Regions from separate parts of the Mus musculus genome. Here region 2 is linked to region 1. Evidence: chromatin loops called from intact Hi-C (ENCODE). Cell type or tissue: heart. All regions are shown on one strand. Each heading gives the region's core, and the rest is flanking DNA. Links, peaks and the distances in the headings are about the cores only.

Evidence for each region. Hi-C counts contacts between places; a loop is a spot of excess contacts. Peaks named below come from ENCODE experiments on the same cell type or tissue, not always from the same donor. Only the 100,000 strongest peaks of a DNase experiment are listed, where the experiment ranks them.
Region 2: it touches region 1 in a loop (2.9-fold over the local background); 1 of 42 quality-filtered maps calls a loop at or near these places.

What each region holds. Positions count from the first base shown.
Region 1 is chr5:33,194,042-33,209,972 of GRCm38, reverse strand. No RefSeq gene overlaps it. Among named protein-coding and RNA genes, the nearest start is that of Spon2, 16 kb to the left of the region's middle. In heart, for the core only: a CTCF peak has its summit at 6,212 (motif pointing left); a DNase peak (open chromatin) is centred at 6,222; H3K4me3 peaks cover 386 bases; H3K27ac peaks cover 314 bases.
Region 2 is chr5:33,579,963-33,595,893 of GRCm38, reverse strand. No RefSeq gene overlaps it. Among named protein-coding and RNA genes, the nearest start is that of Fam53a, 42 kb to the left of the region's middle. In heart, for the core only: no CTCF peak of the experiment used is centred there; a DNase peak (open chromatin) is centred at 6,253; H3K27me3 peaks cover 541 bases.

The DNA.
Region 1 (15,931 bases), core at 3,905-7,904:
AAGCAAGAGAAGCCATTCCGGAGACACCTAATGCTCCAACACCAGAAGGCAGCATAGGAAGGTGTGTCCTGGATCCTGTGGTCTTCCGTAGTTGCTGGGGGTGGGAGTGGGAGTGGGGGATGGGGAGGATGGGCACAGTGACTTCAGTGTCTAAAGCAGCTCGGCTCGGTTGAGGACAGTCTAACTGCCATTGAAAAGACCTGTCAGTCTGACAGCTCCTGCCCAAGTTTTCCAGGCATAGGAAAGAGCCTGTCACCACGCTGGATCACTAAGTGTCTGTCACTTATGAGTCTTCTCAAGACAAGGCCTCAGTTAAAATCCAGACATGGTAGAATCCCGGAGGCAGAGGTAGGCAGATCTCTATGAATTCAAGTCTAGCCTAGTCGATATTGTGAGTTCCAGGACAGGCTACACAGAAAGACTTTGTCTCAACAAAACAAACAAACACAAACAAACAAACAAACAACCCAGGCCCTTACCACTTCTCAGTGCAGAGAAGTGGACCATAGGCCCCGGTGGCCAGAAGGATCCCTGAGAGATAAGTCAAGCTACCAAGTTTCTCAGACACTGTAATCCCAGAAACCATTCCTCCCTCCCTCCTCTACGCACATGCCCACACCTTCTTCCCACACCCCATACCACTCTCCTTCTGTCATTTCCTCCTCTTCGTCCTCCTCCCCTCTTGCCATGCCATGGGGACAGACAGAACTTCAGGCTGGTCACAGAGGCCAGCCCTGGGCTCCACCAGTGGAACTGTAAAGGAGGGTAGTCAGGCTTCCTGAGGCCGACTGACCCGGCAGTGACTGTCACAGCTCAGCATCTTCAAAAGCCAGCGACTGAAAGGACCTCTGACAACCTCATCCCTGGAAAGGCCCCGAGGCCCAAATATCTTTTTATCTGGCTCACTAGGGTTGGCAGCAATGATCTACTCGAGTGTAGGCTCCATGTGTCACTTCTTACAAAAATCAACTTGACCAAATTACTCAGTGAAATGCAAACATCCAGTGAGCAATGCCTTGCAACTGGCCCATTTCACAAACGAACCGCCAGGAGTGGCTGGTGCTGCAGAGATGGAAATGCAGACATTTCTTCTGTGCTTTAGCTTTTAATTTTTACCTGTTCTTTATTTCCATGCTGTGAGAGTGAGTGGAGACATCCCAGGTGGCATGCTGATAACAGGCGGGTAAGATGGATTCTTCAACTGAAGGCTGAGACCCGGTGTCAGTTTGTGGAGTAACGCTAATCTCCCGACGTCTGTAGTACTTGGCAGTAGGTAGAACGTTAACTATCTTTTCTCCTATGATAGGTTATCAAGTTATGAAAAGCTGACATGAAAATTGCCTTTAGGGTAAATTTTATAATTCATAAAACAGGAAGCCTCGTTCTGACACCTGGAACCCAGGTTTATTTTGTTTTCTGGGCTGTCAGATTCCCTCAAGTTGAAAGTCTCTGATGTCACTTAGCATGCTACTTGTGGCTGAGTGGGGAGTTTTTGCCAGTGTTCTATAACAGGACATACAGCCTGACTCTACATGCCTCTAGCTTCCAGGAGCCCACTGCCCCGTGGGGAGGAAGTACCATGAGGGATGCATGCCTCACAGAGCCTGACTTTGCCAACCACACTGTCACCATAGTGATCTCTGGGTGCTCCCAGATGCAAACACATTTCCACACAGGTGTGCCTCACCCCACTTCTGAGAAAGACACAGGCACTCAGTATTTTCAACATTATATAGCAACCACTACAAGCCTTCTTTTTTCATTTACCTATCTATTATATATTTATATGAGTACACTGTAGCTATCTTCAGACACACCAGAACAGGGCAGCGGATCCCATTACGGAGGGTTGTGAGCCACCATGTGGTTGCTGGGATTTGAACTCAGGACCTCTGGAAGAGCAGCCAGTGCTCTTAACCACTGAGCCATCTCTCCAGCCCCACGACAGCCTTCTAACTTGTAAGTCAGAATCAGCATCAGATTTTCTGATTTGAATGCAAGGAGAAAATGGAACTTAAATATCACAACCCTTTACAAATACTGATTACGTATTTGCATCCTCTACCTTTTATTGATTAATATTAAAGTCTTTCAGTTCACCGTGACCATTATTCAGTAATCGATTTACAAGAATGATAATGTGGTTTGAAAACTATTGCATGAATACAGCAAGCTGGGAGGCAGAGAGCAGAGGTGGGCCGAGCTCAGAGCATGATGGGACGGGTTTTGAGGAGGAAACAGAGTCCTGCAGTTCCCCTGGTGCTCACTGAGGGAGAAGCTGTGCTTTAGGCTGGGAAGTTTGAACAGCACCCTAGGTCCAGCTCTCAGCCCTGCTACCTAACAGTGAGCATTGTCCTCTACCTCTGTTCTGTGCTTATAAAAACAAAGGAGATGATGTGACAACAGGAAGTCCTTTGGATTATGAGGATAAGCCTGGCTCACAGGAGACGCCAGCATCTGCTCCGTGTGCTCTCAGCAGGTAACACCTGGGTAAATCCTGGCGTGGCAACCATTTTCCTGGTAAAGAAAATGGGTTTTCCAACTTGGAAGTCAAGGAGCCACGGAGGAATAAAAGCGATGAGTGATCTGCCTATTTTGCCCTGCTGCCAACATTTGTGACAGCAAGAGTCACTGGGCTGCTGGAGTTGTTGAAGAGGTGGGGCTAATGTGATGTCACATTGCTCTGCAACCACGGGAGGAGAGGCCTCCCTGTGTTTGTCCCATAGCCACTCTTTGGCTATGGCTGGCTCTTCTCACGCTCTAGCTAGCCTCACTTCCCTTGCTTTCAAACCTCTCTTTTCCCAACTCGAATCCGCTCAGGCATCACTTTGAGCAGCTCTGCACACCGAGTTCAGCTCCTTAAACTCAACTATAGGAAACTTTGAAGTGTGTCAGGTTGTGAGTCGTGAGGCATGCTTTGAAAAAAAAAATCAAATTACTAAAACCTCAAAGACAACCAGACAATGAAAAGAGATTCACAGGGAACTCAGAAAGGAACTTAAAGAATTATAACCAAACTATTCAAAGAAGATAGGGAAACAGATGAAAATGGGGAAATTTTAACTATTGGAATCTTTAAGATACACGGGAACACACACCAGAACTGGGCAGTCTGTATCTAAGACAAGGAGTTCATTGAATGGATTCAAAAGAAGATGGTGAGAAGAGACTAGTGAAGGGACTGGATGAGACTAGTGAAGGGACTGGACAAGGCTAGTGAAGGGACTGGACAAGGCTAGTGAAGGGACTGGACAAGGCTAGTAAAGGGACTGGACAAGGCTAGTGAAGGGACTAGACAAGGCTAGCGAAGGGACTGGATTGCCAAACTAGAAGAGTGTGAGAGGCACGGAGGAGCCGCAGGTGAATATACTCAGGCCTGGAGCACACGTGGAAAGACAGGACAGAAGGCGATATGCAAAGGAATGGATACTGATAAGACTCAGCACGCCTGGAGGATATGAACTTGGGGAGGCACACCCCGGCTCACACAGGCCAGATGCTGAAGGTCCAACCAAGCCACTTACCTTTACTAACCAGACAATGAACTCTAATAACTACAATTCCTAACATTTGTTTTTTGAAATCCCTTTAATGAGAGCATTTGCTGAAGGCTCATTTTTGTTGCTTATGACATATTATGAACTCCAGGATCTGGCTTAGTTGCTTTTGCTGTGTGAACACACGAGGGATGGCTTCACCAGGTTCACGGGAGTCAGCCAGACATGCCTGTGCTGCCTGTTGTCAACAAAGGCTCTGTGTTCTTTTTTTGTTTTGTTTCCTTTTGTTTTTTTGTTTTTTGAGACAGGGTTTCTCTGTGTAGCCCTGGCTGCCCTGGAACTCACTCTGTAGACCAGGCTGGCCTCGAACTCAGAAATCCACCTGCCTCTGCCTCCAGAGTGCTGGGATTAAAGGCGTGCGCCACCACTGCCTGGCTAGGCTCTGTGTTCTTACATCTCTGCTCCACTGAACTGAAAAGCTTACAGAGCCTGTGATATGCCTCAACTTTTCATAGCGCATACATAATTACAAATAGGCTCCTACTTTAATTTTGAAGTTTCCAGTAAAAGGCAAATACATGTTTAAAATGGTCTGGAACCTGTAAAACCTGAGGCTATGTCCTTAGACCCCAGAGGTCCAGCAAGAGCACCAATGAGCTGTGTAGAGTCTCATGAAATGCACCATTCTAGAAAGTGCAGGAGATGACCTTGGAGCCAGCCATCAAAGTATGTCTCTTTTCAATAGGATTAAACATGGACCACAGGGGACCTGAGAAAGCTACCACTTTAGAGACAGAAAATCCTTTAAAGTCACTTTGACTGTCTGGTAGCTGGTGACTCTGAGCCATCTTGGTTAGTAGGGGACAAAGAGGCCTCTGGGCAGCACCGGGCATATCTCACTGGGCATGTGCTTGGTCAAGGCTGGCCCCTGCCCCTTGAACTTTGTCTCCTGCCTTGATAACTTGGTTTCTGGGTTCCTGCTCTAAGCCTGATGGAGAAACAGGTGTGTCTTCAGCTCTAGTCCATGAATGCAGAGATGTCTGAGAAGTACGGGATGCTGCCTGCTAGAAGCTGAGATGGGGCAAGTATAGAGTTGTCCATCAAGGGCAGTACAGCCACGCCCAGCATAAGAAGCCCCTAAGATCAATGCATTCTGTGACTTGATCTTGTTTCTTAGTGTGACTACTTATCAATGTCCCTTAGCAGTAAGTTATAGATAATTTTGTGTGAAAAGAGAGTGAAGATATCTTGGATGGTTAATCTGAGGTGAGACGGGAGGAACAGGGTGGGAAGCTTAGTCTGAGGGGAGACAGGAGGAGCAGGGAGGGACGCTGTGCCTGCTCCTCCTCTGGTCTGGTAAGCTCCCCCGAGATCTTCTCTCTTTCTTTTTCAGGTTTTTAATTATTATTTGTAATTCTCTCTATATGTTCTCAGAGGGTGGGGAGGGTTCATTCACACAAGTGTGGTTCCCTGCTGAAGTTGGGGGCCATCTGATATAGGTGCTGGGAACCAAACTCTGGAAGAGCAAGCAAGAGCTCTTAACCCCCAAGCCATGGCTGCAGCCCCTCTCCTCTTACCAGCCTTCCTTTCGCTTTCTGTGAGTGAGGTAGCTAGTCCCTCTGACAGAGAAAGACTGTGAGACTGCAAGAGCCTAGTGACCCACCTGAAGGCAGATTACTAAGGAAAAAGTACTGCTGGATGTGAGAACACTTGGATGTTCCCTTCCTTTGGAAAGGGTTCTGATGGGACCCTTCCCCTCTGCATAAGTCCCTTGGCTTTTAACAAGTCTTATTACAGACTAGGAAACAGGAGAAGGGTGGCATATTAAATAGACACCAATGCCTAAATTCCACAGGACAATCAGACCTCACTCAGGCCTGTGTCTGAGATGTAGCTGCCCCCAGCATCACCCTGGGTTGGGAGTTCTCTGAAGCAGAGCCCGAGTCAGCGATTTGCTTCCAGAGGACAGGGGAGATGCTAAAGAGTAAAGTTAGATTCATTAAGACGCATCCCAAATTATGGGGGATGCAGGAACATGAGATAAACCGACAGACATATGACCCAGAAATTCCACTAAGTTTATAACCCAGAGAATTGAAAACAGGGCCTTAAACAGAACCTCGGATAGCTGTACAGATGGTCGTGAGCCTTCATGTGGTTGTTGAGAATTGAATTTTTAGGACCTCTGCTCGCTCTGGTTGTCCCTGCTCGCTCCAGCCCAAAAATTCATTTATTATTATACATAAGTACACTGTAGCTGACTTCTGACGCACCAAAAGAGGGCGTCAGATCCCACTACAGATGGTTATGAGCCACCATGTGGTTAACAGCAGCACTCAATCATAAAAAGAAGACTGTGAAACTCGTGGACCAAAGGGATGAAAAAGATGGAGGTTCGTAACTGCTGGAATCTTCAAAAACAAAAACAATATCTGAAACTGGGAACTCCTGGAGTGGATAGAAGACAGCAAGAAGAGACTAATGATGTACAGGACTGCCAAACTAGAAGCCTCAACAGAAAGGGTGTGAAGAACCTGAAAAGTGTGAGTTTGGGGGAGAGTGTGGGAATGTGTTTTTTACTCCATTGCTTTGAACATCGTGACAGAGCGCCTGGGTGTTGACGTGTAGAAGTTTCTTTCTGTCCCCAGAGTTATTCACTCAGTCCGCATCAACTTCCTCCTCCTATAAGCAATGCTTCTCTTCTGACACCTGCTGGCCACACGTGGCATGGCACCTCCTTCTGTAACTCTTGCCTGTCTGAGGAAGGGAATAGAGTGGCTGTACTTAGGGCTAGAGGAATCTGGACAAAAGCAAGCAGAAAGTACCCTCCACTCATCCTAATAACGCAACGTTCCCAGAAGACTGGCATTTAACACGAGAGTCAACCTGGCTTCATCAATTCAAAATCCCCCACTGAGCATGTTTTAGGACACACTTTCAACCCACAAATATTTACGGAACCTCCATCATATGGCCAGACACCGTTCCAGGCTTATTACAAGCCTAGAGATTGGGAAAGTGTGGAATAAAATTCCTGCTGTTCCCCGGCACCTCAAAGAAGGCAGATGATTGCACACTTTGCTCCCAAGATGCGCACACAGAGACCAACAGGCTGGCAAGAACAGCCCCATGTGAACAGATGCAGGAATGGCAATGAGCAAGTCCTACAAAAATAAGGTGTGACCACTGACAGACCAGCAGTACTCTGACCGTCCCAACGAGGGTGAGGGTGAGCTTCAGGGGTGTTTGGTGATAGAGAAGTGGAGACCCTGATTCCATACACAGCCAGGCTCTGGAAGAGGCTCAGCAGGAGAGATGCAGCCCTAACTGGAAGTTTCTGAGCATGGCAGATATGAGAGACATCTAGTTGGTCATGTTTGGAAAGTAATCTTCCATAGTCACCGCAAGCTCCTCTCTAGGAGCAGTCAGCTGCCTCAGCAGACCCCTTTGGGGCCCTGCTCCCTAAATTGCGCAATGTCCCATGTGTGCCTGAGAAGAGACACCTGCTCCACTGTCACCTCACACAACAGTCTGCAAATGTCAGGAGGGTCCGTCGCTGCGGCAGTCTTTCCAGGTCCTTGCTGACTTTCTGTCCAGTTATATGAAGTATGGAGAGGGCTGTGGAAAAACATCAATCCACCTAGTTCTTTCTTGGGTTCTGTTATCTGCGTCCCATGTGTTTAGAAGTGGTATCGTTTGGTGATCTTCCGATGGTTGTCTCTCTTCCCCCTCTGTGAGAGGTCTCTTACCCCTAGTAACAGTCTACTCTAACACCCACCTTATCTGAGCCATGCACGCTTTTGTTAATGCATGCTTGGATGGCCTGTCTTCTACGTCTTACTCTATCGAGAGCGCTATGCTTGAGATGCTCCCCACAGTCTGCATTATAACAACTAAAGTCCGTTTCCACAATCCTCCTCTAGCCCCTGATTAGACTATATAATGTACCTTGTAACTATTAATAGCAGAAGAAAGCATGCCTGCTATTTTATTATTTTCTTTTCATCTTTTGTCTCTTTTTTTCCCATTTCCTATCTACCTGTGGGTTGCCTGAACTTCTCATATTTTATTTTGCTTTATCTATAGTGTTTTCACTATAGCTTTCTATAGTTTTATTCCTTATTAGTATCTCCTAGTATGAATATTTTACTATTTTAGAAGGAACATCAAATAATGTTGAGTTGTCTTTAATATTATTTCCATATACAGTGAAAGGCACAGCAGTGTTTAAATCTTTGCTTTCAACTGTTAGTTTTAAATTGGAGAGCAGCAGATGTGAACGAAGCTGGGACATAGCAATGGGGAAGCAGGGGTGGGCGGGTCTCCACAAGGCAGCCTAGGCTACACAGTGAGTTCCAGGCCAGCCTAAGCTACACAACAAGACTCTGGGATTAAAGGCATGTACTACCGTGCCTGGTTAAATATCCTTTAACTCAAGTGTCCTTGGGTTTCCTGATCTCCTCTGACCTAAGAGCATCCTCACGGACACTTTGGTGTACGTAGGATTCTGGTGGCATGCTCTCAGAGCCGAGGCACGTGCCACCGTTTGCTGGAGTCTGTTTCCCTGACATCAGTCATCACTGCCAACGCCCTCCTTCTCTCCTGCGGTCTCCCAGATGCGCCTCCGACTTCCTGCTCTCTAATTCCGGACGTTGGTTGTGATGCACGTGGAGATGGATGTTTTAGAGGTTTAGCCAAGCTTCTTGAATCTGCAAGTTTATGTCTTTTACAAAATCTGCAGAGGTTTTACATTCATTACATCCTCCATTTTTTTCTGGCTTTACATTCTTTTTCCTTTCCACTGGGCCTCGACATATTTTAGACCTGTGATCATTATTCCACAATCCGCAAGGCTCTATTCAATCGCAGCTCTCTCTGCCGCTCAGTCGGGACTGCGTTTACTAGTTTTGCTCATTGGTTCTTCCCACCGTTGCTGAGTCTGCTCGGTAGGGCACAGTTTTCCATGGTCCTGAGTTTTCCTGTCCTGATGTGTTCATCCCTTCCTTTTCTTTTTCTTCTTTCTTTCTTTTACATTCTCATACAATATATCCTGTTTATTACTTCCCCTCCCTTTACTTCTCCCACTTCTTCCCCATCCTCTTTCATCCAGATCCACTCCCTCTCTGTCTCTTATTAGAAAAGATCAGGCGTCTGAGAGATGACAACCAGACATAACAAAATAAAACATAACCAGATAAAAGAAAAAAATCACATCGAGGCTGGACCAGGCAACTCAACAGAAGAAAAAGAACTCTGAGAGCAGGCACAAGAATCCGAGACCCACTCATCCACACACTAGGACTCTCATAAAAACACTCAGCTAACAGTTCTAATACAAATGCAGAGGCCATGGTGCAGACCTGTGCTGGCCCTGTGCTTGCTGGCTCAGTCTCTGTGGGCCTTGTTATCCTTACGTCCTCCATCCCCTCTGGCTCGTGGGTTTCCTGAGCTGTAACTGGAGGGATTTGATGGAGATATCTCATTGAGAGCACTCCTCCTCCCCCCTGCACCCATGTGTGTGTGTGTGTGTGTGTGTGTGTGTGTGTGTGTGTGTGTGTGCGCTCGTGCACGTAATGCCTGGCTGTGGGTGTCTGCACCTGTTACTGTCTGCTGCAAGAGAAAGAAAGCCTCTCTGGTGACGACTGAATAAGGCACTGATCGATTTTCTGTTGTTGTTTTGTTTTTGAGACAGGATCTCATTATATAGCTCTGGCTGTCCTAGAACTTGCTCTGTATCCCAGGCTGGTGTTGAACTCACAGATATCCCCCTGCCACTGCCTCTGCCTCTCAAATGCTGGGATTAAAGGGGTGGGTCACTATGCCCAGCCTCATTTTGTTCTCTTCATAAGTTCTATTTTCCATTTATTTCACAGATGTCCACACTGATGTTTAAGGCAATTATGAGAGCAGCTTTAACATTCTTGTCAGTTGCTCCAACAACAGAGTCATTTTGGTACTGGTGTTTCTCATTCAGGTAGAGATTTTCCTGGATCTTCACAGGGTGAGCAACTCTGAATTATATCTTGAACATTTTAGGTATTATGCTATATCTCTGGTTCCCATTTAGGTTTGGAACATGCATCCTAGTTTGATATATGGCTGTTCTAACATAAGTCCATAACCTGTGACCTAATACCCCGGTTAGACCATTTCCTCTGCCCTCTCCTTTAGGGAATTCTCCCAGTGGTTTGTGCAGAGGAAAGGTGCCCTCTGCTGTCCATCCATCATCAGGTGGGCTTCTTGCCAGGGCTCCACCATCCTAACCACAGTGAAAGCATCCAGTGGAGAGGATGCAGTATCCTTTAGAGGGTTAATCTGGACCAGGATATATAGCATAGAAAGGGTTTCTTCTTTAAAGACACCCCTCCCTGCCTCTCTTCATCCTTGCCTCCCTTTGTTCCTCCCTCCCTCCCTCCCTCCCTCCCTCCCTCCCTCCCTCCCTCCCTCCCTCCCTGCCTGTGAATTACAGTTTTTCCTTGTGTCCAGACTAGACTGTACAAGATGGGGGAAACAAGCAGGTCATCCCTTGTTGAGCTGTGCTGAGTCTTCAGGTCCTGAGCCACTTTTTCCTTACTCTTTAGTCTCCTGATAGTTGCTTCCTACCTTTTAGTTATAACTGGTGTACTGGCTGGTTTTTGTGTCAACTTCACACAGGCTGGAGTTATCACAGAGAAAGGAATCTCAGCTGAGGAAGTGCCTCCATGAGATCCCCCTGTAAGGCATTTTCTCAATTGGTGATCAAGCGGGGAGGGCCCCTTGTGGGTGGTGCCATCCCTGGGTTGGTAGTCTTGGGTTCTATAAGAAACCAAGCTGAGCAAACCAGGGGAAGCAAGCCAGTAAGTAACATCTCTCCATGGCCTCTGCATCACCTCCTGCTTCCTGACCTGCTTGAGTTCCAGTCCTGACTTCCTTTGATGATAAACAGCAATGTGGAAGTGTAAGCTGAATAAACCCTTTCCTCCCCAACTTGCTTCTTGGTCGGGGTGTTTTGTGCAGGATAGAAACCCTAACTAAGACAACTGGCTAGTTAAAACTAGTGTTTGGTTGTAACTAGCCAGCAGAGTACAGTAGAAGGGAGTTACTCCATCTTGGCCAGAATCATCACTAGTACTTTTAAAGACCTTGCTGAAATGGGCTCCTCCTTCTCCTCTTCCTCCTCCTCCTTCTAAAGTGCTAGGGTTAAACACATGAACCACCACTGCCAGGCTGAGGTGGCGGCTTCTTTTTTTTTCTTTTTTTTTTTTTAAAGAATTTAGACTGACCAATTCAGAGTCTGCCATTTATTTATTTATTTATTTATTTTTTCGAGACAGGGTTTCTCTGTGTAGCCCTGGCTGTCCTGGAACTCACTTTGTAGACCAGGCTGGCCTCGAACTCAGAAATCCGCCTGCCTCTGCCTCCCAAGTGCTGGGATTAAAGGCGTGCGCCACCACGCCCGGCGAGGTGGCGGCTTCTAAAGAGTATTGACCATATATTACATGTGTGGTTAACAAACTGAAGGGAGAGAGGGAGGCCAGTACTGTGCAAAAACTTCCTAAGCCTGAAGACCCTGAAGTATAAGCGGGGACCAAGTGTGGGATGCAGCCTTCTCATCCCGGGAGAGACTTCCTCTGATGTCCCCAAAGGGCAGAGGGTGGAGGTCTAGGTCAAGTCTCTTTCCCCAATCCTTGTCCCAAACTTGCCACCCTTTTCCTGCTAGGGATGCCCTATAGTCCAGGAATCAGACTAGTGTTCTAATTTCACTTGTACAGTGTAGTAGCTATGTGACTTTGGACTGCAGCTTTACCTGAGACCCAGTTTCCAACCTGTGGCATGGGACAGGAAAGACAGAACACAGTGCTTTCGCAACCACCACGGGAAGTCTAAGCCACCTGGATTTCAACAGCTTTGTGACTTCTACCCTTCTTTCTTCAAGATTTTCTCTAGAGAACAGCAGCAGCAGCAACAACAACAACAACCTTAAAGGAAAGTCACATGAAGTCACTCTCCAGCTCAGCTGCATCTTTTACAAGGACTTGAAATCCCTCTGTGGCTGACCCCAACCCCTGCTACCCTCAACTTCCTCTCCTGCCATTTTCCTTGATGGCTTTACTCATGTCTTCAGTACTCTGAGCATCACCTGCCCCAGGCCCTTTGCATGTTCTCCTAAATATAATAATCTTTCCCCAGGGACTAATCGCGAAATGTGTGATTGAGAAAGATGGTCTTACATTTATCAAATATAGTATATGTAACAATATTTATAGTTTTTTTACTTCTGCATTATAAATATATTAAAATTTTAGGCACATTAAAAAATTTAAACATAAGATCCGGTCTTTTTTATGTGCCAACCCAATGTGAGGGAGCCTTTTACACATATATGAATCCTCATGGTATCAACCTTATTCACATAGGGACAATTTAAGACTTTGTATGTGATGAAACTAAAGCAAAGAAAAAGAGGCATACCCAAGGTCACATGGTATAGTGAGTCAGTATTCAAACGCAGCCTCTACAGTGCCCTTTTCTCTCAGCCTCATAAATGTTTATAATACTTGTGTCTTATTGTAAATATGTCATACGTAAGTATCTATACTATCTTCAGCCCTCCATTTCTTAAGGTCATCTCTGTGTGAAAAACGTCTGAGTGTCCCACTCTGACTCTTGTCTCCTCCTAGGGTGCTCTCACTACTGCCCATATCACACACTTGCTTGTCCTCCACTCCTGCAAAAATATACATCCCGTAATAGTAACATATTTCACTCAGGCACACTTGGAGAGCTGACTGAGACCATGTCCTTAAGAATCCAGCACAGTACTTGACACACAATGAGAACTCAAATGTTCACTAGTTCTTCATTCCTGTTATTCATGTCAAGGACACACGGGGAAACAGAGTCCAGAGGTGCTTTCCAGGGACTGACAGAAGAAAGCTGGAGGCTCTGTCAGCGACACTCTCCACTCACACCGCTGGAGACAACGGAATTCTACACAGCCATACTTAAGGAATTCAGCCGGAATGGTGTGGGGTTTGGTTATAAATGGAAAACTGCAGAGATGGTGGACAGTTCAGGAGTTACTATGTCTCTAATGTTGACTCACACGGAGCTTACACTCCCTGTAGAAATGTGTAACAAACGTTTTTGTATGCATGTGTGCCTGTGTGTCTGTGGTCATGTATGTGAAGGTCAGAAATTGACCTTGAATGCTGTTTCTTAGGAGATGTCCACCTGCTCATGCCTGCTTGTTTGTTTCTGAGACAGGGTCGCTCATGAGCCTGCATTAGTGCGCTCTCGGCCTAGGCATCCTCCTGGCTCTGCTTCCCTGGGATTGCACGTGTATTCTGCCGTGCCTGGCTACATTCCTGGCTATTTACATGGGTCTGCCTGATTGCACAGCAAGTACTTTACTGATTGAGCTACATCCTCAGCCTTGGTTTTTGTTTCATTCGGCTTAATAAAATGTCTCATTTTGTAGCCCAAGCTGACCTGAGACTTGCTATGCAGCTCAGATCACTCCAAAGTCCTGGCAATCCTCCTGCTTCAGCTTTTCAAGTGCTTTGGCTCCAGGCAAGAGCTATCACTCCTGGCTCATAGGCTTCAGCGGTCCCCGTAACTCCAAAATATAAATGTACAGTATCCTCCCTTTTCTAACTAGGAGACAGGCTGAACGGTGAAACAGCCAACAGAAATGACTCCGTGCCCAACTGAAGTCGTCTTCCACAGCTTATTCTGCTTTTCTGCTAGGTCACTCAGGTGCCAAGATGGCAGCGGACAATGTTTAAACTGATAGCAGTTGATGCACACAAGCGGAAAGATTCCAGTGAATTTAACTTGGCAGGAATTGCCTGCTTCCTGTATTTTCTGATTGTGGTTTTGTTACAGGGACTTTCAAGACACACAGAAGTGGGACATGGAAAGACATGGCCTCCTCGAATCAATTCCTTGTTTGTGAATGCTTGTGACTATTGCAACCTACACTGGTGAAGTAAAACACCCTTTTCCATGTTTCATTTTCTGAAGATCCACATGTTGTACCCCTGCTTCTGGTTGTAAAAGCTCTATACAAGCATCAGTCAGCATTTACAATCTTTATGTAATATTGCATAAAAGCATGACATGGGATACAGAAGGAAGGTTGGTGAGATGGCTCACTGGGTAAAGGACACTTGCTGCCCAGCCAAAGAACCCAAGTTTGGCCCCTGGGTCCCACATGGTAGGAGAGAATCAACTCCTGCTAAGGTCCTCTGACTTTCACACTCCATTAGATAGATAGATAGATAGATAGATAGATAGATAGATAGATAGATAGATAGACAGATAGACAGAGATAGATAATAGGTAGGTAGATAGGTGATAGATAGGTAGATAGATGATAGATAGATAAATAGATAGATAGACAGACAGACAGATAGACAGATAGAGATAGATAATAGGTAGGTAGATAGATGATAGATAGGTAGATAGATGATAGATAGATAGATAGATAGATAGACAGACAGATAAACAGATAGAGATAGATAATAGGTAGGTAGATAGATGATAGATAGGTAGATAGGTAGATAGATGATAGATAGGTAGATAGGTAGATAGATGATAGATAGATAGATAGATAGATAGATAGATAGATAGATAGATAGATAGGTAGATGCAACAGAAATGCAGAGAGGGCCTAATCTCAAAAAGCCTACTGTCCAGATGACTTAAGAATCAAGTGGTAAGCTCACACAGGCTATCGTGATGCATGAGGCTCCATCTGCTTTGTGCGAACTGTGTCCACACTGAAGCAGGATAGTTTGCTGGACTGCCTTCTCCTTTCCCTCATTCTGGTAGACACTGTCCTGAGCAAGGCGGCAGCCTCTGTCTGTTCATGCAGCCCTTCCTCCGTGGGGGCTAGTGGAGGAACATAAGCATCATTATGGCTGACAGAACGAAGATCTTGAGTCAGAGCCAAGTTTACATGCTGACTGTCATCTACAACTCCAGTCATAGGGCAGTTATTTGACTGCTCTCCCTCAGGTATCCTGTCTGTCGGATGTGTGTGACAGAAACTGATGCTTCGCAGCTGTGCCAGCTGAAGGCCTTTGCATTGCTCAGTCCATGAACGGAAGCACAGCTGTGCTGCAGCTGTGTCCATAGCTAGCAGAATGCAGCTGAGCCAATGGTTCATGGAGCAGGACAGGGGTCTCTCTGGCCGACAAGAAGATGCTTCCTGTAGGCATGGCAAAGCCTCACTCTCAGGAAAGCTGGAGCACTAATTGGTCCAAGCTCAAGCCATACATTTCAATCATCTAATTATCTGTTATATAAAGATATATGCCTGAAGAGCATTCTGAGGTCCACTGAATGTGGACTAGGACTGTCCTTGCCTGTGTCTCCACAGTCTAAGCACACTTGACATACACATATGACACTTGCAGCATAGCCAGCAGTGGCACTGGGACCATTTCCCCAACTCACATCGCAATAGTCACTTCTCCTCAATCCACTATCTCTTGTGCTTCTTGCTTTATCAAAGCCTCCTTCTCTCCTGTCCTAAAACATCTCCAACACTTATTTAATCAGATTAACATTCCACTTGGGTTAAAAGAAATCAAAACCAGTTTATTGTTTTCAAAAGACAAAAGAGAATAGCTCTGCAAAATGCTATCACACAGGCTATCGTGATGCATGAGGCTCCATCTGCTTTGTGAGAACTGTGTCCACACTGAAGCAGGATAGTTTGCTGGACTGCCTTCTCCCTTCTCTCATTCTGGTAGACACTGTCCTGAGCAAGGCGGCAGCCCCTGTCTGTTCATACAGCCCTTCCTACTCCTGAGTTGGGCATACAGCATTCAGATTCACAGAGGTCTGAGGTAGGTGAATGGTTTGAGCCCTTGAACTCAACACAGGCTAGGAAACACAGGAAGCCTCTAGCTCTAAGGCAAAAAAAAAAAAATAAAAAGATAAAAAATTACAATTGACCAAAACACCGCCTCCTAGAAGATAAGAATTTTTTCCCAATCTGTTAAGATTTCAACAACTATAGATTATAGGCCTAATACATTCCAAACTCTATTCTTGGACTAGGAGAGGGAAGAATTCTTACTCCACAGACCTGACATTTCAGGAAATTTCTCTCCATTTGGAGTGACAGCCATAGCGTCAATGTTTTTTGTGATCTCAGAGCCCTTAAGAGCCCTATTAAGTCAAGTGTGGTGAGAGGCGGAGGCAGGGAGATCCCTGTGAGTTTAAGACTAATCTGATCTACAGAGCAAATCCTAGGTAAGATAAACCTACATAGTGAGACCTTATGTCAGAGAGAGAGAGAGAGAGAGAGAGAGAGAGAGAGAGAGAGAGAGAGAGACAGAGACAGAGAGACAGAGAGACACAGAGAGAGAGAGACAGAGACAGAGAGAGAGAGACAGAGAGAGAGATCCTATTATTACCCAGCAGTGCCCCGTTCCTGCCTG
Region 2 (15,931 bases), core at 3,910-7,909, 390 kb before region 1:
TCACTTTCTCTACCCCTACACAGTCAGGACACAGAGCTAGGGAATAATGCCATCCATAATGACTGGGTCTTCCCAAACCAACTGAGATCAAAACTGTCCCCCACAGACGTGCTCACAGGCCAGCCTGATCTAACTCCTTGAAACTCTTCATTGGTGATTCTACATGGTGTCATGTTGACATTAAAACTTAACCATCATGGTGATCAAGGTTTCAAGAATGATAAGTACTTCTAGGAATGGAAGGAGGGACAGTGCCAAAAAAGATCACAAAAAGGGAGATAATATTAGGGGCAGCTCAGAGGAGATGGACATATCCTTGAGAAGTAAGGCCAGGAACTGACTCAAGAAGAAAGAGAACCCACAGATAGTCCTGTGGCCATAAGCTCATCTGAATGGTAGTTAGAAATCTTATTACAAAGAACACTTGACCTGAGATGGATATGATAGCGTATACCTGTTAATATCAGCACTCAGACTGAGGCAGGAGACCCATGAGTTCCCTGCCAGCCTAGGCTACAAAAGAATGCCTTGTTTGGGTTTTTGCTGGGGTGTGGAGATATAGGGGGATGGAAAGAGAGCTCTTACAGAGGTCCCCAGCACTCCTAGCACCCACATGGTGGTTCACAGCCTCCCTAACTTTAGTTCCAGGACTAGCAGCCATGTGCTTGGTGTATATACACACATCAAGTGAAACATTCACAAAGCAAATTAAATCTTTTTTTAAAAGATAAGCATAGCTCTGGGTGATTTTTTTTTTAAAGAACAACTTAAAAATTACATTTATGGGGCTGGGGAAGTGGTTTAGCAGTTAAGAGCACTTGCTACTCTTGTAGAAGACTTGGGTTTGATTCTCATCACCTACATGGCATCTCACACCATCTATAACTCTAGTTCCAGGGGATCCAGTGTTCTCTTCTGCCCTCTGCAAATCCCAGACTCACACATGGTGCATGGACATACATTCAGACAAAATACCCATATGTATATGTGTGTGTATGTGTGTATACATGCATATGTAGCATCTATGGATTGTGTATGTTCACACATGTGTGAACACCCAAGTGCATGTGTGTATATGAACATTCATATGCACATGAGCCATCTTGAGTGTATGGAAGTTAGAGGACAACTTGTGAGAGTCAGTTCTCTCCTCCCACTATGTGTTTTTAAGTACCATACTTAGGTTGGCAGCCTGGTGGCTGGCATCTTTTCTTGCCCAACCATATCACCCACACTGCTCTGAGTGATTTTTATAGGTCAGGTCGTCGTCGTCGTCGTCGTCGTCGTCTTCTTCTTCTTCTTCTTCTTCTTCTTCTTCTTCTTCTTCTTCTTCTTCTTCTTCTTCTTCTCTACCTCCTCCTCCTCCTTCTCCTTCTTCTTCTTTCTCCTCCTCCTTCCTCCTCCTCTTCTTTCTTCCTCTTCTTTATCTTCTCTTTTTCTTCTTCTTCTCTTCCTCCTCTTCTACCTCCTCCTCTCTCTTTTTGAAACAAGGTCTCATGTAACCCAGGATGGCCTCAACTTATAACCAAGGATGACCTTGAATATCTAATCTCTTCCTACAAAATTCTGGAATTTCAGGCATGCACCATCAAGCTCAGCAAAAATGTCATAGTTTCTGAGAACAGAGAAAAAGAAGACCTTCTTAGAGCAGAGCACAAGGCACACACAATCTCCACGTGAAACCAGACAGAATCTGTGAGCCGAGTCAGAGGGCTGGTCCTCTCTTGTTATCCCTGCATATCTGGATGGTATGGAGGAGGGGGATTGTGGCCTCATACTCACGTCCAATGGGGGACTTGGATAGAGGTCAGAGGGTAGCTAGTCTCAGCTGGTCCTGGTGATGAGTTGCTGTCACCACTAGCACACCTTGCTCTCTTTCCAACACCTAAACAAGGATTCTGGTTGCACAGAGAAACTCTGCCCCTCTCATCATCATCCAGGATCAAGGCTGCAGACAGGCAGGTGGTGCCCACCATGGCCTCAGGTCCTCAGGTCCTCAGGTCCTCAGCCTCCAGCCCTCTGCACAGCCAGGAAGAAGCCCCACCCCTCACAGTAGCCACCAATCTGCCCCTAGAGGGGGATGTTGAGCTGGTTCATCCGCCATTCACTGCCCACTGCAGAGCCTCTCCCTGGTCCCTAGCTGGGTTTTGCCCCTTTAGGGGTACTAGATCCTGCAGAGGTTGCTCTGAGGGGTGGATTTCTGCCCCTGTGTTGTGTTGGTCTGGACGCAAGCCCACCAGCTGGAACCTAACAATACACCTCTTTCCATTGTTCCGCATTTGCGGGCTTGCACTTTTTAAAAATGTATTTTTAAGTTAATTTTGGTAATTTATATTGTCTTGAAATTGTCAATTTTGTCAAGAATGTCAACTGTATTAGCCTGTCACTTTCAATCTCCTCTGCCATTCTGACTTCCCTCTCCACATCCTTGTGGGCTTCTGTGTGCGTCTCTCTCTTTGCGAATTAGACTGGCCAGAGGTTTGTTTATTTTATTTATTTATTTAGAGGAACCAGCTCTTGGATTTACTGACAGGCACTCCCATTTTTCTTGTTTCCAATTCATTAATCCGCCTTTATCTTTACCCCCCTCCTGCCTCCTGTGGATTTACTTTATTGTTCTGTTTTTCCCTCCTTGTGTCGAATGTTTAGTTCATTTATTTTCAGTCGCTCTTGCTCAGTAATAAAAACATTTAAGGTTGTGAATTCTCCGCCAACTCCCTGAAGCTGCTCCACGAACGTGCAGTTGCTCTTCCAGTATAATTGTAAAATTGCCTGTCACCCGCCTTTTATTAACTCTCTGCCTTAGGAATAATTTAGGAGAGCATCTCCCAGTTTCCAAACCATCTGGCTTTAGCTTTTAGATCCTCTCTTGAACTTTTCAGGTTTCTTGCTTTGGTTTAAATAATGATGTCTATAGAGAGCTGTGTGTGTTTGCAGGAAGATAGACCCTCAAACACATATGTACATGCATGCAAGTATCATGTGCATCCTTGTGCTTCTGTGAACATGCATGTTTATACACTGCACGGCTCTACATACAAAGCCATGAATATGGGCCTAGATGGTGGCCGTGTGTGCCTGCCTCTCTCTGTGTAGGGTCCACAAACTCATTCGTATGTACTTTGTGTGTGCCTGCATACTTTTATGTACCTGTGTGTTTGCATGTGGGTCTATGTGTGCGTGTGTTTCTGTGTATACAATATACTATGTGTGTATCTGTGGAACTATGTAGATGTTTATATACTCAGGTACAGTCTGCATCCATATCCAAGCACATGTGTGTGCGTACATGCAGAATGAACTGTGGCTTTGGGTGAACATGCCATCTGTAGAGTCCTAGGACCTGTGAGCCTACAGCTGCCCAGTCAGGGCCTGTGAGACTCACTCCAGCTTAGTTCTCTCTCTCTTTCTCTCTCTCTCTTTTTTTAAAAAATATTTATTTATTTTTATACATAAGTACACTGTAGCCGTCTTCAGACACCAGAAGAGGGCTTTATATCTCGTTACAGGTGGTTATGAGCCACTATGTGGTTGTTGGGATTTGAACTCAGGACCTTTGGAAGAGCAGTCAGTGCTCTTACCCGCTGAGCCATCTTGCCAGCCCCAGCTTAGTCCTCTTGGTTGAGGGTTTCTGGTGAAATCCAGCATCATCTGGGGTGGTCTGAAGACAGGGTGGCCTCCACCTTGGAGCTGGAGCCTGCACCTGTGCCCATCACACGGGTCCCAGACTCATGGTACTGTCATGATCAGGGCTGAGGGAGGGACTACCAGAAATTCTCTAAACTCAGTAGAAGACAGACATCTTTGATGTTGTCACTGGCTCACCCTGAAGAGGCCACCTAGGAATGTGAGGTCTCTTGCACAGAATGTGTTAGAGATGGGCTTGGCCTGGGGGCCCTATGCCCTTCTTCCAGTTTGGCAACTCATCATTAAACCACAGAGCTCTATGGAAGGGAGATCGTCAAATACAGCGTTTCAGTCTCTCCTGATTTTGTTAATTAAAATAGTGAGTGGAGCTGGGGTTTTATTCTCAGCAAAGAGATTTTATTCTCAGCTAAGATGGTCATGTGACATCTTGGGTTGCCATCACACAATGCCACAGACCAGGCTGGGCCTTGATAACCTTTTCAAAGACATTGAAAGTAATGGCAGAATTTGCCATTTTAAACATTTTTTTTTTCTTTTTCTTCTTGAGACAAGGTTTCTCTGTATAGCCCTGATGTTCTGGAACTGTAGACCAGCCTGGCCTCTAACTGGGAGATCCACTTGTCTCTGCTTCCTGAGTTCTGGGATTAACTGTGTGCATTACAATTACCAGGCTCTGTTCCTGGCTGTTGGAACCCCACTCTCCCTCCCCATTATGTGTCCCTCATGTATTTGTCAGTCTCAGGACTGGCCCGTTTTATTCTTCATAATTTCTCAGGGTTTATACATGTCGTGGGAGTGCCTAGCTTTCATTTCTTTTTGAAGCAGAGCCATATGGTATCAAACTGTACACAGTTTCCTTACCCACTGATGACGGACACTGACGACGGGCTATTGTGAGTCTGTAAGCAGTGGTGTGCATGTGTCTCCTTGAGACCTTGCTCCATTCTTTTTGGTCTGTTCCTAGAAGTAGAGTTGCAGGGTCACATGTGATGGTTAATTACCTCGTCTGCCTGACAGTGATGTCCTCTGAGTAGAACCCTCACCTTGGTAAGATCAGCTGTGTCTGCTTGTGAACGACTGTCACAGTTGGGCTTGCTACCTGTTGGCATTTCCTCTTAGAAGGAGGGAGCGTGGAAGTCAGGGGTGGGACTGAGGTTAAGGGTCACACTCATCTCCCCCAGCACGGATGTTATCTTGAGACTGTTACGCTGACTTCACAGGCGCTCCCCTTTGCTAATACATATGAAACGCACTGATCTGGGATATTAATTTTATACATTGCTATATATGTGAACTACCTGTCTTCTTAAGACTTTAAAAATTCTATAATGTAAAATTAACCATTTTAAAGTGCTCAATTTAATAGCATTTAGTATAGTATATTCATAAGACTATGAAGACACCACTTTTCTCAGTTCCAAAACATTTTGCCCTAGAATGAAACCCACTAATGACTCTAAAATCAAACCCCCTGGAGAACTCCGCCCCAGCGCTGGGCACCGGGCACCTCCTTCCATCTGGATCCATCTGCAAAACGATTTGCTCAGCCTATACATGTATGTTTCCACACATTGTAGTTTGGGGGTTTTATTGTTGTTTTTGTTTTGTTTTGTTTTGTTTTGTTTTGTTTTGTTTTACTAAGCGTGTGTGCAGGAATATAAAGGTCAGAGGGCAACTTTGTGGAGCCAAGTCTCTCCTCCTACCTTTGCATGGGTTCCAGGGATGGGACCCAGGCCATCAGGTTTATACAGTGAGCATCACTGGCTCCCTCTCTCTCTCTCTCTCTCTCTCTCTCTCTCTCTCTGTGTGTGTGTGTGTGTGTGTACACTATATGTGTGTATGTGTGTGGAGGTCAGAGGACAACCGGTAGAAGTTGGTTCTCTCTTTCTACCACATGCGTCCCTGGTATTTGAACTCGGGTCATCAGGCTTGGCAGCAAATGCCTTTACCCACTGAGCCATCTCATAGGGCCCCACATTAGTGTTTTTAAAGCGAGTCCCAGGCCTGAGACGTGCTGGGCCCTTGCTGGAGGGTCTGGTAAGGTGGAGGAGGCTGTGTTGTGCTGTGTCGGGCACTGGATCAGCATGTTCCAGATGTAGCAGAGGCCCGATGAGCACAGTGCATGGTCAAGGGGATTTGGGGCAGTAGGGCATTTGGGGCCTTGAGTGACAAGATTGTCCTTGAGTCAAAGGAATCCTTGCATTCTGATGAGCCACCCCTCATCAGTGGGCTGAGGACACAGTGAAGACAGGTGTGGCCCTTCCTGTGATAGCCCAGCCCAATGCCACTGTGAAACTAAGAGCCTGGGCCTTGTAGTCTGGCCCTGTTGTATGTCATTCATTGTGAACCTGAACCCATGGCAGATGAACACTGGGACACATGATGCTGAGGGCAGAAAGACCCCAGATAGATGGAATGATCATGCCCAGAGGCCAGCCTGGCCTCCACAGCTCCCTACTCCTTCCTGGCTAGCCCCAGCCCTGACTTTAGGCTGGGGGCTAAGGCCTTGTGATTCTGCCTCCTTTGGCCAGTCTTCTGCCCTCAGCAGCCACTAGGTGGCAGCAGAGATCAGCCCTGGCAGTACCTGTGCCTTTGGCATGCTGTAGTTGGCCTAGCCTGCGGTGCCCCAGAACAAGAGCCTGAGTGGGTAATCTGACTTTCTGGACCTTTGTGGTGGAGAGAAAAATATGTCGTTCCCACCAATCTTGTGCTCCATGGGCCTGGCTCCTTATTCCTAGCTTGTCTAGACCCCAGGGTCACCCTGAAGGCATTCTAGGCTTCCTAGAAGAGAGCACAAGAGCATCCTGTAGCGCTATGGATGGGAAGGAGACCCCTACCCATATCCATGGAAACCAGTGCATCAAGGACTGTTCATTAGTTCAGGGAGGAGGAAGCCCTTGTGTGTGGCACCAGGTATAAACCCCTGACCTGTGGAATCCCCACTCTTTGTTGCGTGCTCCGAACTCTGAACACAGAGATGAGGAGACACTGCCTGGTGTTACAGCACACAAGCTGAGATGGGACTGTTTGTCAGAGTCATTTCAAGGTGGGTGGGAGCCTGTAGGTTCAAGTCCAGGCTCCCTGGTGTGATGCATTGTCCTATCCCATGCTGTTCCTACCTTACAGAAAGCTGGCTTCTTCCCAGGTAGGATCTACAATGAGACAGTTGGTGGCAGAGAGTCCTGGGCTCTGTTATCTTTTGGACCCTGGAATTCCTGTCCCCACAGTCCTGAGTCCTTCTATGCTTTCTCCACCAAGATAAAGCCATTCTTGCTCTGTCCCAGCCTGTCTTTGTAGCTGGCTGGTGATGCTGCTTTGTAACCAGTGACACGAATCCCTCAGATCCAAGTGTCTGAGTCAAGTCCCCGAGTCACCTAATGTGAATGGGGCTAGTGCAGATTCCAGCATCTTTCCCGGCAGGTGCGTCATTTCATCTGTCCTGCAGGATGGCAAGGATGCATGGGTGCCATTACCTTTCTGTCTGCGTGGAGGACTCCACCAATGAGGGTGCACAATGTCCCAGTGTGTCTGGGGTGATCCTCCCATGGGGGCTTCCTGGGTGACTTGCTCAGATCCTCTGAGGTGGTCATGTCCGGACACTAATTATCTTTGAAGCTCTGGGTGTGTGGAAGCATCTCCTCACCGAAATTCTGATTTGCTTGGCGCTAACAGGGATACTCAGGAATACCATACAGCCGAGACTCTGGTGTCTTTGCAACCCTGGGCCAGTCTTTTGGAGATTTATCTTCCTTCATATGTAGAAGAACGTTTGCGGACTGACCCAGAACACCTGGTAAGCCCTCGGCCAGCAGTGTCCTGGCAGTGATGTGGCATCTTATTCTAGATGAAGAGACAGGGTACAGAGAATTGACCAGGCATCAGGAGGAGGGGCCAGGGGCACTGTCCAGTGCTCATGGTGCCAGCTGGCCCCAGTCTTGCTGGGCACGGGCTTTTCTGTTCTTTGGTGATGGGAGGGGCCTGGCAGGAGTCCACTGGCTACCCCTGCAAACTGCAAAATCCAGGCTGCTCACAACTGGACAGGAGCCACGGAGACAGGAAGTCCTGGCTCTGAACCCCTTCCCCAGCAATGCTAGCACCTGGACCCTTGGACATGCCTTGTGGGTTCCTTGGGATGGAGCATCTGTCCTGCCTAGGGACTGTGCTTAGCCAGTTCCAGTGCGTCTCACTACCACTGGAGACAGAGCCCAGCAGCGCTGTCCTCCTCAACTTTTTTTTTTCTCCTCTCCAATTAATTAATTTAAATTGACCATTAAGTCAGCCGAGTTTTTGATTGATATTTTCATTAGTAGCCCTGTCCGACGCCCCAGGAATGTATGGTGATGTCCAATCTAGGGGCGGCCATGCTCCTCCTCGTACTGAGTTATGGCTGGCACCAGCGTGTAGCTCCCAGGGTAATTTGAATTCAGATGAGCTGCGGTGGCGTTCCGGAGGCTGGCGGCCGGCTGCTGACGGATGGCACTTGGGTTACTACAAGGTCACCGTGCAGCCGCCACCACACTAGAGGAGTGGGCCAGGCCTCTGGGGGAGATGGCCAGTCTCAGGGTAGGCAGCCACGTAGACCCCAAAGCTGCCTAGCCCTGTGACCCTGCCCTGTTATGTATGGCACAGTTGCAACCCTGGCTCTCAGCCTCACAGCCACTGTTCATTCAGTGCACCCCCCTCTGTGGAAGGCAGAGCCAGGAAAGCCCACGGCCGAAGGGCACCTGTCAGTGATGGCAGCAGGGACAGTGTGACATTGTCTGCCATGTCCTGAGGAAAATGCTCCAAGTCCTGTCACACCAGGTAGGCAGCTGGACCAGCTTCACTCCTACTGCCCAGCATGGGGACTGATGGCAAAATGTCATGTGACCCGCTGTGCACCTACACCGCTGTGGCTATTAACTATGGTACCAGTGCTTTGTTACCCATCGCTACAATAGTGCGAACACGATGCCTACTGCTTGGTTTTGGATGAGGATAATGGCTGGTTTGGCAAAGCATACAGCCCTGGCTCTGTGCACGCTCAGCCCCTGCTCCGTGCACACTCAGTCACTGCTCTATGAACACTCAGCCCCTGCACTTGGCACACTCAGGTCCTGCTCTGTGCACACTCAGCCCCTGCTCTGTGCACACTCAGCCCCTGCTCTGTGCACACTCAGCCCCTGCTCTGGGCACACTCAGCCCCTGCTCTGGGCACACTCAGCCCCTGCACTGGGCACACTCAGCCCCTGTATTATGCACACTGAGCCCCCGCTCTGTACATCCCTCCTGCTCTGGCTGCATGGTCACAGGAGGCACTGGCCGATGGAGGTAAATCCAGTTCTAGATGTAGTTGCTCCTGGGGTTGGAACTCCTTTGTCCTTGTGTCTGCCCCTTCCAATGTGAACTCGGTCACATGGCTGACCTACTAACTGAACAGGAACTGGGCAGGGAGGTACCTGTGTCCAGCAGGGATCTGTCTGTCATTTGTCTTCTGCTCTGCATTTCTGGTCTCACTTACCTGAGCATGGTGAGTGAATGAGGTCCTGAGAGAATGTGGATTGTTTGACACAGGCAGGGTCTTGCCAAGAACTGCAGTGTCTTGGATCCAGGGGCATGGCAAGCTTTCCTGGGTGATGTTCAGGGAGAGGCAAAGCCTTCCTCTTGTCTGAATGGGAATGTTGATGGTGTGTGCAGGAACCACCAACCACCGCTTCCTCCTCTGGGATGATGGCAGCCTGGAGCTGCTCCACTACAGAAATCCCCTCAGAGATCAACCAAACATGCCTCCTTGTTCAGCTGTATACAACAAGCCCAACTCCTCTATTCAGAGGTGTAAACTCATCCAGTTTCCCAGTTGTTACACTTTTGATACTGTATCTCTATCAGAGAGCACGCAACTCACCAGATCCCAGTTTTTCTGTGCATGTGTCTGTGTGCCTGTCTGCTCTTCATCCCTGCATCACCTCAGTCAGGTCTCCAGGACCAGTCCACGCAGGATGTGGCAATTGAAGTTGCCTTTCATCCGAAAAAAATATTACACCAGAAATGCCGATTCCTAATTTAAATTGTGACCCATGCCTAGTGGCATGATGGGATTGTGCACAATCTCGTGCCCTCTCACCCTCTGCCTGCCATGTCCACAACACTTGTGCCATCCCGTGGTTGCCTAGTAACCACCTGTTATCAGAGTCAGCCATTTCTGTATCTCTGTGGATACAGGGCTTGTGTATCCATGGTCTAAGGCACCTGTCAGGGTTTGGAACCCATTTCCCATATGGGGGACACAGTGACGGGCAGTGTTGCCTCCAGTGATGTAGTTATCCCCAAGGTTTCCATGATGGCAAGGCATCTGCAGGACCTTTGGTATGCCCAGTGGCTGGTATGTTGCGTGTGGGTGATAGAGTTGATGATGTTTTAGTTAGCATTGTTCTGTTGTTGATGGATTGGCACTGCTTTGGTGGTGATATTGATGGCAGTATGTTCTGGTTGTTAGTGATATTGGTATTGAGGGTGGGTGTTAGTCGTCCTGGTGGGAACACTGGCCTGTTGTGGTTGCTGGAGGTGTTAGCATTGCTAGTGTTATTGGTGGTGATGGTGGTGTGGTGTGCTATTATCGATGGGGGTGTGTTGTTAATGTTATTGTGGGGCTGTTGTTTGTTAGGATATTGGTAAGGATGCTGGTGTGTCGTGATGGTTTATTGGTGGTGGCAGTGTTACTGTTGTTGGTTGTGTGTGAGTGAGCCTGTACAACACCAAGGATCCCACTCTGTGAGGAAACATCCCTGAGATCTCATATCTAGAATCACCAACAAGGTGAGAGGAGAGGCCTGAGGCGGGCCCTGGGGAATATCTTATAGAAAGAGAGTCATTTCACTCAATACCAGCTATTGAACACACACAGAAAAGGTTTGTTATGGAAACAAGAAGGCACTTAATAACACATTAGTGTGGAGCCATTGAGACAAGAGAGGAGAGCCAAATGGTTATGGCTCAGAGGGAGTGGAGCTAATCCAGGAGGCAGCATTAGTGTGGAGGTTTCTTTCCTCTCTGCTCTTCTGCCCAGACCTATTATCTATCTGTCTGAGTTTGTCCTAGTTAGGACCCCCAATTCACCATCCACCCTAATTCCCATGGTTCCCGGATGGACAAGAAAGGAAAGAGGGTAGGCCATTGGTGTGGGCTGATCCTGTAGAACTCTGGGTCCTGCCCCACCTTCCCCCTGCACATCACTACAGGCCTCTTCCCGCTGCCCTGACCCACACAGGGTGCAATGGTGACCTCTTGCCTATATTGGCAGCTGCAGCCAATGTTGATGTCAATGAGCTACTTGTTGTAAGAAGGTGCTGGAACTGGAAGAGAGCACATGAGTGTGCCTAGCCTCAGCCCTGCTGCCCAGGGGGACCCTGGTCTGTTTGGGTGCCCCCTTCTTGCTTTCAGCCCCATTCTGAATGTCTGGTGTTTCACAGATGTCTCCATCCCTTTATAGTATCTGTTTAAGGGCTATCATGCTGTTGCTCAGGGCTCACCACTGTGGGTCAAGTCCAAGGCACTCGACTTAGGTCAGTAGGAAGCTGCTGGCCAGGGAAGAGCCAGTCTTTATATTCTACAGCTCCATGGCCAAGATCATGCCAGGCTCACAGCATGATCATACTCCAGCCTACTACTCATTACCGTAAGGCCCCAGCTCATAACCCAGACAAAGCGGAGTACCAGGGGACCTGGAGTTCTATGACCAGGGGATCTGGTCTCATTCTCCCCTCATGGCATCCAGGGCACAGAATTTCCCTAGGCTGGTTTCCCCTGGAGCTTGACTGCTCTTTGCCCACCGGCCTGTGTCAGGAGGAGCATCCTTCATGCCTGCTTGTTCAGTGCCAGCCCTTTGAGGCCCTGGCTCAGTTCCAGCTAACTCCTTACTAGGGTCCCAGCTGCCCTGTTTGTCACTCAAAGGTGATGGCTGACCCACTTCTGCCACCTACTCTCAGGACTTTGCTTGCCCTCACTTCTTTCCAAGGAATTCGTGTGACAGTTTTCCCACATGTCTTGTTGGTGCGTAGCTCAGGCCTCTACCTTCTCAGTGCCCCATCCATTTGCTCACTGGGCCTCTCCATGCCAGGCAGATGCTTCCGGTGTCAGCTTTCGCTGAGGGTTTGCCCTTTCCCTGGCGAGGTGACACCGGTTGTGTGCTGAGAACTTTCCAGTGCTTCCACCTTTGACCTGTGCGAGGATCTGCTGTTTCCGATGCTGAAGGAGGGGCATGTCTGCAGGCAAGGGTCTATATCTACACAGGATGCTGACGCTCCATGATGCTATCTTTCAGAATATCAAGATGATCCCAGGTAACAGAAAGCTAGGGGTTGGTCACTGACAGACCACTCCAGAAGAGTGACCAAAGAAATGTGAATGAGAAGAGAAGCGGCTCTGGACAGAGCAGCCAGAGATTGCTGAGAGCTCTTCATCTCTGGGAACAATCTAGAACCTGCATGAGTGAGCCTTGAGGCACAAACCGGACGAGTTTCACAGAACTCCTGACAGAGGCTGAGTAAGGCAGGCAAAAGGACAGTGACAAAGGGACATTTCCACACTTCACTCAGATGGTGCAGTGCCAGCAGCAGAGAGCTGTGGGACGTGGTATGTAAGCAAGGACAGACAGCAGCAGCCCACTGTGTGCCCCAGACTCAAGATGCCCACCAAGTCAGTGAATGGCCCAGAACCATGAAGAAATCGTGAGAATTTTCTAGAAGGGTCACATTATCAGCTTTTGGAGTGAGGTCTGAGTTCCTGTGTGGTTGGTTCCTGTGGAAAGTCATTCTCTGCAGGCTGTTAACTGATTGTGGCAGCGCTGTTCTTGGGAGAATCCTTCCTCACTCCATTAAAGAGCATTAATGTCTTGTCACATATAATTGACTGTATGTGCAGACCCCCATACCACTCTGTGCCCTCCGTTCTTAGCCCTCTGATCTGTGGGCGTGTCTGGAGCCTATTGTCTTGATTACCTCCATGACCCAGTAACCCCTACAGTCTGCGTGCACACAGAACCGGCATCCTGTGAGTGATGTCAGGGTCTGTCGTCAGCCTGACCCTTAGCTGGGCCCTCTTAGACCCCATAGCTTTAGTGATTTCGAAGTGCCTGCATGGCTGAACCTGGGAAGACACTTCTTAGGCAGCCCTGTGTGACAGGCTGTACTGGAGCCTGCAGTAGATCTCTACCTGGTTCCTGGGATTCCTTCAAGGCATCTTTCCTGTTGCCCTGAAGCAAAATTTTTGGCCCCTCCCCATCCCCATGCTGAGAATTGAACATAGAGCCTCAGGGATGCTAAGCATGCGTTCTATGCTGAGCTACAGGGTCTATACTAACTCTTGGCTTCTTTTCTTTTCTTTTCTTTTCTTTTCAAAAATTACTTTTTTGGTCATTTTTAAAAAAGATTTATTTATTGTTATATGTAAGTACACTGTAGCTGTCTTCAGACATACCAGAAGAGGGTGTCAGATCTCATTACAGATGGTTGTGAGCCACCATGTGGTTGCTGGGATTTGAACTTAGGACCTTTGGAAGAGCAGTCAGTGCTCTTAACCTCTGAGCCATCTCTCTAGCCCTTTTAAATTACTTTTTAAATTCACTTTACACCCTGCTCACTGCCTCCCTCCAGGTCACCCCCTCCCACAATCTTTCTCCCTCTTTCTCCTCTGAGTGGGTGCCCCCCCTTAACCTCCCCCAACCCTGGCAGATCACATCTCTGCTGGGCTAGGAGAATCCTCTCCCACTGAGGCCAGACAAGGCAGCCCAGCTAGAACATATCCCACAGACAGGCAATAGATAGCCCCGCTTTTTTTGTGATAGCCCCTACTTCAGTTGTTCCAGACCCACATGAAGACCAAGCTGCACATCTGCTACCTATGTGTGGGGAGGCCTAGGTCCAGCCCATGTATGTTCTTTGGTTGGTGTATCCGTCTCTGAGAGCCCCCTCAAGTCAGTTGACTTTGTTGGTCTTCCTGTGGAGTTCATATCTCCTTTTGGGTCTGCAATTCTTCCCTCTATCCTTCTGTAAGAGTCCCAAGCCCCATCCACTGTTTGACTTTGAATGTCTGTATCTGTCTGAGTCAGCTGCTGGGTGGAGCCTCTCAGAGGACAGCCATGCTAGACTCCTTTCTTATGAAAAAAAAAAAAAAAAGGCAACTAGGCTTTCCTTAGTCCAACTTCTACATATACTGACCAAAGTGCAGGTTTTCCAAATCTCTAATTTTTGCCCCTGATTCTTTTTGTGAGGCTGGTGTCTAGAAATAAGCACTACACAACCACAGTGCCTTACTCGTGGCCTGGAAGTCTCCTCTGCAGGGAAGGCTGCTGCCTTTGGACTTAACACCTCACAGTGCTTGCTTTGAGGACATGGGTGGCATACAGCTTTGCCAGAGGACAGCAGGAGTGGCCTTCAGTGGCCGCTGATGGTGTCCTTGCTCCTATCAGAAGCCTCTTGAGTGTCGTCTTCACTGGCCACATTTCTGTGAACATTCTGCCTTGAGATCCCACCAGAGCCACCCACTGAACTCTGCTCACAACGTTCTTTGGCTTCTCCTGCCCACATTCCAAACTCTTCCACATTCCTCCCACAAGCAAGTCCCAGAGGCCTAAGAACCATGAGGTCAGATTTATGATAAGAACAGCCTAGCTTTTCCAACTCGGCGACATCATGCCCAAAACACCAGACCTGCACAATCTCAGGGAGGGAAGACTTATTTGTGCTCAGAATTTTGAAGGATTCGTTCCATCATGGTAGCCAAGGCAAGACAGGCAGCTCATATCATGCAAAGAAAACAGAGAAAGATGGGAAGGGGCCCGTTCATCTAACAGTTCCATCTCCTAAAGTTTTAAGAACTTTCCAAACCAGCTTCAGCAGCTGGGGACCTGGGCTTTGTACCTCATGAACCTGTGGGGACATTTCACACAAAGCATAAGAGAGGGTTTTACAGTAGAAAGTGTTAGGACTTTTATCCTTTCTAACAAAAATTTTAGGTCATTCTAGACTTTCTGCCTGGCTCAGCTAGTTTTACAAAGAGGCCATTGGTATTTTGATTGGTATCATGTTAGATCTATATACCAACTTAGAGGATAATTTACATCTTAACACTATTGAGCTTTCCATGACCTTTGCCCTACTTATCTGTCTTTAGTTTCTCTCAATTATCACTACAGCATTCCTGCACACAATTGTTCAATTTATTTCCATGTGTCTTTTTGGTGTTAATTAGGATTTTTTTTTTCATTTTTCTGATTGTTTTCTACTAGTTTATAGAATAGAGTTGAATTTTGTCTACTGAATTTATCTCTATGGTCTCCATAATTCATTTATTAATTCCGGAGGTGATATTGTGAGTTCCTTAGCCCTTCCCCCCAAAACTTATTTTTTAAACAATTTTTACTATTCTTTATCTATGTATAGGTGTGGTTGTGCATGTCATGGTGTTTGTGTGGACAGGAAAGGACAGCTTGCAGGAGGTGGGTCTCTCTTTCCAACATGGGTTCCAGAGAACTCAGGTCCTCTTGTTTGCCTTCCCCTGCTGAGCTATCTTGCCACTCCTCTGAACTTCTTTGCTTAGAACATTAACTGTTGACTATGTTTCTGTGTCCAAAGATCTAGGACAGTACGGAGCTAACTGGGCTCAGTCCTAAGGTCATCAGATAGATGTGTTCCAGCTATGGGGTGGGATCCAGATCTCATCTGTTTTCTGCCAGAACAAAAGCCAAGGAAGAGGCATTCAGTGGATCAAACAACTAGGGTCAGTGTCCCCAGGGATGGCAAGAGGCCAGAGAAGGAGAGGGTATCACAAATAAGAATCAAAAGTTGGCTTGTTGACTGAGACAGGGCAGGGTGGAGGCCCTGGGGAGCAAAGAACAAAGTGTGATATGTATCTTGAGGTGACTTTCACAAGGGAAGTGACAAGGACAGAGAGGAAGGGCTCTGAGCAGCAGGGTGGGTGGGCAGGGCTTGTATATATGGTGTGTCCCCCTGTATTTCTCCATTCTTAAATATATATGAGTGCTCATGTGTCCCTCAGATCCCTCAGTACCCATTACAAGATCCTTACAGACACTAAAGCCCATGGGTGCTGAAATCCTTCCTGTGAAAGGATGTATTGTTGGTTAGAGCCTGCACATGTCTCTTCTAGACTGCCTACATACAGTCCATAGCAGAAGGTAGGTGCCATGTAAACACTTGGCATTCTGACCTGTTTAGGGAGTAACAAGAGTCATCTGTATACATTTAGTATAGACAGAATTTAAAGATAGTGTTGATTTAAGGTTAAC